2 separate regions of the Homo sapiens genome follow, and region 1 is linked to region 2. Evidence: read pairs that join two places in POLR2A ChIA-PET (ENCODE). Cell type or tissue: MCF 10A. All regions are shown on one strand.

The links. Peaks named below come from ENCODE experiments on the same cell type or tissue, not always from the same donor. Only the 100,000 strongest peaks of a DNase experiment are listed, where the experiment ranks them.
Region 1: POLR2A ChIA-PET joins it to region 2 with 5 read pairs; 6 of 35 experiments call an interaction of 5 or more read pairs at or near these places.

The regions. Positions count from the first base shown.
Region 1 is chr13:20,081,300-20,085,299 of GRCh38, reverse strand. It overlaps ZMYM2 (zinc finger MYM-type containing 2), which reads right to left. Exons shown (of 25, transcript NM_197968.4): 22 at 3,170-3,284; 23 at 2,268-2,519; 24 at 1,524-1,644. Among named protein-coding and RNA genes, the nearest start is that of LINC01072, 19 kb to the left of the region's middle. In MCF 10A, no CTCF peak of the experiment used is centred here; no DNase peak of the experiment used is centred here.
Region 2 is chr13:20,019,550-20,023,549 of GRCh38, reverse strand. It overlaps ZMYM2 (zinc finger MYM-type containing 2), which reads right to left. Exons shown (of 25, transcript NM_197968.4): 7 at 3,932-4,000. Among named protein-coding and RNA genes, the nearest start is that of ZMYM2, 63 kb to the right of the region's middle. In MCF 10A, no CTCF peak of the experiment used is centred here; a DNase peak (open chromatin) is centred at 1,949.

The DNA.
Region 1 (4,000 bases), 62 kb before region 2:
AGGACCACCCTAAACCATGGTGAGAAATACAGGCTGAGCATCCCTAATTCAAAAATCCAAAATCTGAAACTCTTTGCCAAAATGACACCAAAAGTGGAAAGTTCCACACCTGACCTCATGTGAGGAGTTCGCGCCCAAAACACAGGCACATAACACACAGGTTATTCAGCAACCCCAAGGGGAAAATAAAATCACCTTCAGGCTATGCATAAATAAAATTATCTTCAGGCTACATGTATAAGGTGTATATGAAATATAAATGAATTTCATGTTTAGAGTTGGGTCCCAGCCCTAAGACATCTTATAATGTATATGCAAATATTCCAAAATCCGAAAAAATCTGAAATCTAAAACACTTCTGGTCAGAAGCATTTTGGATAAGGCGCATTCAACTTGTACTAATATCATCCTATACATGATACTATTGTTTTTACAAGTCCTTGAGGGCCATCCTGGGGACCTGTGATTTATAAATTTGTTTAAACAGGGAAGTACATTTTGAATTCATGCTGACCTTCTGAAAATTAGAGAGTGCTTACTTAAAACAACAGGCAAGCATAAAATAATCTATGGTCTCTAAACGTTTTATTGGCTTAAACTTTTTAAAATGCCTGTTGGTCTGAGATTGAGGGGAAAAAAAATTCCAGAACATGATTCCATTTTTCATACCTGCTTGACTGTTTTCTCTTAAATGTAAATACTTCACTTACATTTCCACCTATCTATACTACCTTTGAGCATACCTTTACACCGGGCATTGGCAAACTACAGCCAGCCACCTGCTTATGTGAAGTTTTATTATAACACAGCCACATGCCATGAATTTATATATAGTATATGGCTGCTTTCTAGTCACAAGAGAACCGATTAGTTACAATAGTGATTCCATAGGCCCAAAAGCCTAAAATATTTACCATCTGACCGTTTAAGAAAAAGTTTGTGTCCCTTGCTTTGCTGTCATTGGAATTGCTGTAATTTAAAAGACAATGACAGGCGCAATGGCTCATGCCTGTAATTCCAGCACTTTGGGAGGCTGAGGCACGAGGATGGCTTGAGGTCAGGAGTTCAAGACCAGCCTGGGCAACACAGTGAGATCCTGTCTCTACAAAAAATACAAAAATTAGCCAGCTATGGAGGCACATGCCTGCAGTCCCAGCAACTCAGGAGGCAGAGGGTGGGAGGATGGCTTAAGCCCAGGAGTTTGAGGTTGCAATGAGCTATGATCACGTGCCACTGTACTCCAGCCTCGGTGAGAGAGCAAGACCCCATCTCCAAAAGAAAATGACAGCAGTAGAAATTTCATTAGTAGAGAGAGATTTCTTAACACATGCTTAAACTCTAAGTATGATGTATAAACTGGGTATTTCAAAATAAAAGATTATAACTGAATGAACTTGGGTATAACTGAGAGAGAAGAAATCTGAGAAAGAATCCATCTAAAAAAGTCACTTCTTGGTAATGTTAAATTTAAACCAGCCAACTTCTACCAACATTTTTAAAAGTTAAGTATCATTAACACTCACCTTTTAGACAAGTAGCATTCAAACATTTTCACAGGACATCTGGAAGGATTGGCTGTGTTTTCAATTTGTTCAAATACTGGCTCATCATCTTCATGTTTTCTTTTTCCAGTAGTAATTTTATCTTAAAAAATAAAAGTGAAATAAACCTCCTAAACTAATCTTGAAGAAAGATATAAACATCACTCCTAGTGTCTGTTATACCAAAGAATAGGACCAGGTGCCCCTTGGAGTTTTAAGTTATGGCTTCTGGTAATGTACAATTTTTCAAACAAAAGGAACTGAGACATCTTAAGACATAGGTTGTCTTATTTTATAAAACTGACAGTCCTTAGGTTCTTAACAAGTGACCCAGGTGGTCTTTAGTAAGGCAAGGTTTGGATATCCCTACCATAGACAATCCCAAAATAGAAATCTGGGCCATGCGTGGTGGCTCACGCCTGTAATCCCAGCACTTTGGGAGGCTGAGGTGGGCAGATCACCTGAGGTCGGGAGTTCGAGACCAGCCTCACCAACATGGAGAAACCCTGTCTCTACTAAAAATACAAAGTTAGCCAGGCATGGTGGCGCCTGCCTGTAATCCCAGCCACTCAGGAGGCTGAGGGAGGAGAATTGCTTGAACCCAGGAGGTAGAGGTTGCGGTGAGCCGAGACTGCACCACTGCACTCCAGCCTGGGCAACAAGAGTGAAACTCTGTCTCAAAAAAAATTTAAAAATAAAAATAAAAATAGAAATCTGTTACACTACCTTCATTATCTGTTCCACACAAGGAAGACACTTGGTATCGAAGACACGCTTTGTTTTCCATCGTTAAAGGATTTTTTTTCCAATGCCTAAACACAGTGCCAAAGGAAAGTCTTAAGTGTTGTTCCACTGTTTTCAGGCCAAAATACTTAGTGTTAAAGTAGAACAGTGTATTCAGAAGAGCTACTGGAGAGTGTGATCCTAGTTGTTTTATCCTCCAGAGATAGTCTTCTTCAACTCGAGAGAATATTGACCCTTAAATAGAGAGAACTATTTTAAAAGAATTATAATAAATAAAAGTTTTCATTTAACCATCTAGAAGCAGACACAGTTAATTTAAGGACAAATCTATACCAATTCTCCTTTCATATTAGATCAACTAGAATAATTCTAGAATTACCTATGCAGCTCTTTAACAATACAGAGGCTACTATGGAACTATTATCTATGGAATAAGGGACTGGATGTTTGCTTCTGTTCTTCAGTAGGACAAGCAAACAGTGGTCAGAAAACAGTGTAAATCCTTTTAAAATTAAAATTCAGGAATTTAAATTCCTGAAAAAAATTGATGACTCCACATACATACACATTTTCTTCACGGACTGAAAACAGTGGTTTAAGAGAAATTTACATCAGAAGCTCCACTGGAAGGCTTAAGACATGAACATCCAGTCTCGTACTCCAGAGAAAGTAGATTACATTTCTTACAAAGTTCTTCATAAACACTAGTTATTGACCACATTTGTTTCTAATTCAACAAGAGATGAAAGGCAGATGAGCTCGAGTAAGTGTTCAGAAAATGTTATCTAATTTAAGTGACTTAATTATAATATTTTCAAACATACTCTGTAAAAATAACAATCCTAATATCAAGAGAGCAACACCTTTAGTGAAAATAGCATTACCATCTGGAAGTATGCTTGGTTGCCAGCTTCGCAGTATTTTATTCAATTCTTGCTCAAATGTTTGGTATCCAGGATCAATAAATATGTTGTCTTTTCGATTACTTCCACACAAATACTATAAAAAAAAAAAAAGCCCCACAAACTTTCTTGAAAGAAAATCAGCTAATTATAGTAAACATATTACACTCCGTATTTCTTAAGAAAAAAATAAAGCTTTATGTCTTTGAAATGCATACTAAAACATGACTGATTTTATGTATGCACCTAGAAATTATAAAGAATCATAAATTATCAACAAATCTGTTGCTTGAAACACTCAAAGCTGAAATACACACCCCAGAATCAAGAATGTAAAAACTGGATGACAATCTTCAGTCTGTCAGACAGAAAAAAAAAAGAATATTTGACTCCCGTGTTTATTATATAGTGCATGAAGAAAAATGTAAATTTTAAAATAAAAGTGTTTTTTTCTTTTTAGTTTTTTTTCTTATAAAGTAAGAGTTATAATTAAGGTAATGACTAAAGAAAAACACTGAGTGGTAAGAATGAGAGGAAATGTTATCTGTAGCTATTGAAAGCTCTCTTCTAGCACTCTGACTTTGTCAGGCTAACGCTTTTTTCTTATTGTCTCTATATTCCTAATTCTCCACCTGTAAAACAGTGCAAATTTATGAATCTTGTAACTTACTGTCACAAACCTAGAAAAATCTTAACAGTGAGGGTGGTTACAGAATCATTTAAAGTATAAACATTAGTGGGGCTTAAAGAGAAAATAACATAAAATTATATGATAACAGCACAAAGAATGGAAGGCAAGAATTGGGAGTACAC
Region 2 (4,000 bases):
TTATGACAAACTGGCTCATTTTCAGTCTACTCATTTAAAAGATGTACCTTATATTTTAATTTTAACCAATTTCACGTGAATGTCAAAACTGTCACGATTTTACAACTTCTCCCAAATTTTCCTTCTACATATAGGAAGTATATTTCATTTGGTACATTTGGACCAATCAAGTAGACCACATGGGAAGGTAATCAAGAAAGAATGGCTTGATGTACCTGCTGCTGCAAATCTAATTTAGGAAATGGCGCCCCAAGATATAGGCTGCATATTATCTACTTTCCTAGCCACATTCAAATACAATATAAACTTTAGTCTGTGACATCGCACAGTAAAGAAATTACCTTTATATTTACTAACCTCTAACTGAAATTTAACATTCTCTTTCACTCTGATTGGAGGCAACAAACTTACTTCATTAGTTTAATAGGGCCTATGACTGTCAAAAATAAAAATTCCCAATTTTTATATCATTCTTAGTATCCCTTAATATATCAATTACATTCAACTTTACTTCAAAATTATAGTTATTAACCACTGGATTTTATTCCTAAATACATTAAAATAAAGCAGCACATTTCAAAAATTTAAAAAATATTTTGGTAACTGTATTTTGATATAATTGGTTGTCTTTGTAATCATAGGTATTTTATGCATTTAATAACATTCTGAGAATGAATCTGTCCTTATTACCAAAGGAATCCAAAGCACTGAAATAGTGAAGAACCTTGATTAGAAGAAGTGGCAATAAAACTCAAACAATGACATAATATTGTAATATTTATTATACTAAATAAGATAATTTCAAGTAAAAATTACAATTCATTTATTCAATAAAACCTGGAAATCATCTCTTCATATTGCAAGATTTGTCTGTGCAGAGAAAAAACGGTTTAAAAATGTATATACCATCATGTTTTACTTTTCTCTATTACTGTTTAATTTACAATTTTTCTTTTAGCAGACTTATTCTAACTTTGTAATTTAAGGATTTTTTTCTAATTGACAACAGATGCTAAAAATAGTGGGTGAAAAGTTTGCTTAACTTAAACAGATACAGAGGGAAAAATAGCAACTTTACCCTGGAGAAACCTGACAGACATCCCCTTAAACAAGTTAACACACAATAATGGAAAACATAGACATCATGTGCTTCCTGATGTGCACGAAGAGGGACACAACACCGCTTATGAGGTATTCATGCCAAAAATGCATTACCTCAATCTAATCTTGAGGAACTATCAAACAAACACGAATTGAGGGATGCTCTCCAAAGTGGTATTCAAAATGTCAAGTCATAAAAGACAAACAAAAACTAGGGAACTATTTAGATTAAAGCAGAGGTAACTTCCACTCCCAACTAACAGAAATTAGATTTAAACCTCCCACCCACCTTTAACAACTAGAAAATTAGACACACACACAAAAAAACAATGGTTTTCAAACTCTACACACAAGGTAGCACAGAACTGTATACCTAACAAAAGGGAAACAAATCAAGTGAGTCCTGTGGCTGCCAAAGCTTGAGGCCTAGAAGTAGCTGGGGGAAGGGGAGGTTAACAGAGCCTACTTACTAGTTTCACTGAGTTGAGGAAACACAAGTCTTTCAAGGCAGCTAGAATTTGGGAAACAGAGTACTGATGATGATGGAGCTGCACAAAAAAGCTCTGATCTTAAAAATACATCTACCGACGTATTTTGGCTGAAAACTGATCTGTGATCTTAAAACTACATCTACAGACATATTTTGGCTGAAAACTGATCTGTGCATTCATGAGAAGAAAGCACCTGTGGCCAGAGAAAGAACCCCAGAACCACAAGAAAGCATTAGGCTAACAATTCCCAAAGAACACACATGGCCAGGAGTACTCTGTATTGCTACCTGTTCAAGAGTAGGATGACCTTGTAATACGGGGGATGATTCAGATCTCTCCAGGTATCACCGCGGTAGTATGAATAAATAGCCCCAGGCTAAAGTTTGCTCTACCAAAGTCTTTTCAAAAACTTAAAAGCAAGCCTCAAAAGGATCCAAATAATTCGAGGTTAATTTGACAGGATGCCAGAACAAAGTCCAACAAAACATTTAAAATAATACAACAAAATCCAGCAACCAATAATGTGAAATTCACAATATTCTGAATCAAACTTAAAAATGACAGGCATTTTGTCAAAAAAAAAAAAAAAAGCAGGAAAACATGACTCATTACCCAGAAGAAGAAAAAAAAAGAAAATCAAACTATAGAAACAGATCTAGAAATGGCAGATATGAAAACAGTAAGGCCGGGCGCAGTGGCTCACGCCTGTAATTCCAGCACTTTGGGAGGCCGAGGCAGGCGGATCATGAGGTCAGGAGATCGAGACCATCCTGGCTAACACGGTGAAACCCCGCCTCTACTAAAAATACAAAAAATTAGCCGGGCATGGTGGCGGGCACCTGCAGTCCCAGCTACTAGGGAGGCTGAGGCAGGAGAATGGCGTTAACCTGGAAGGCAGAGCTTGCAGTGAGCAGAGATCACGCCACTGCACTCCAGCCTGGGTGACAGAGCAAGGCTCCATCTCAAAAAAAAAAAAAGTAAACAGTAGGCAAAGATGTTAAAAGAACTATTATAAATATGCTAATATATTAAAATATTAGTAGAGGAAAACATGAACATAATTAGGCAGGAAATAGAAGATACAAAAGAGACAAATGGAACTTTTAGAGACGAAAAACATAACATCTGAAAAAATATGCTGCATGGTATTCACAGGTGATTTTAAAAGATCAGCAAACTTAAAGATACAGCAATAGAAACTTTCCAAAATGGAGTACAGAAGGAAAAAAAGACTAGGGAAAAACAATACAAATACAAACCACAATGCAAAATAAATACAAAACAGTACAAAAACAATACAAAACAATACCAAAAAACAAAAAACAAAAAACAAGCCTCAGTGACTGTGGGAAAGTGGCAGGAATTATCTGGAATTGGGGTCTCAGAAGAAGAGAGTTGGGAAAAGGCCTAAAAACTATATTTAAAGAAATAATGGGCCGGGCGCGGTGGCTCACGCCTGTAACGCCAACACTTGGGAGGCCGAGGCAGGTGGATCACCTGAGGTCAGGAGCCTGACCGACATGGAGAAACCCTATCTCTACTAAAAAAATACAAAATTAGCCGGGTGTGGTGGTGCATGACTGTAATCCCAGCTACTTGGGAGGCTGAGGCAGGAGAATCGCTTGAACCCAGGGGGCGGAGGTTGCGGTGAGCCGAGATGGTGCCGTTGCACTCCAGCCTGGGCAACAAGAGCGAAACTCTGTCTCAAAAAAAAAAAAAAAAAGAAGAGGAATAATAATAGCCTATGATCCTGTACTGGATTCTAGACAAGAAATAATTGTTTTTCATTTGCTGTAAGGGACATTAACAGACAAAATTTGAATACGCTCTATTGACTAACCTGACAATAATAGTTTACTGATGTAAATTTCATTATCTTGATAACTGTACTACAGTTAAAAGTCTTCCTAATTTTAAACACTTATTACTCATTACTAATTCATTTATCTGGATTAACAGGAACACAGACTTAGAAATTTTTTTGAAAGAAAGGGTTTTTTTTTTAACTTTTCAGGTAGGCACAAAAGAGAGGATTTTTATATCCCTTTATTAAATGCCTACTGTGTACAAGGTATTGTGCACTAAAAAAATCTGAAAATAATTTCCTAAGAACATAAATAACTAAAGACAAATGAGCATATCACAAGAAAATACATGTAAAATTAGTGAAATTAGAAATCTATGTCTCAGAGATAAAACATTCATCATTTGATACAATTTAAGTTTGGAAATTTTAATATATTTCAAATTGGACAAGATTTTTCAGATACATATTAATGACAGTAGTAGCAGTGCTCAAAAATGTTAAGGCCTTGAACTCCATTTACATTCCTGCTTACCTCAGGCTGCATTAAGAAAGAGTCCTGCATGTGATCTCGAACCTCCTTCAGGAAGCTTGGATGGCTACC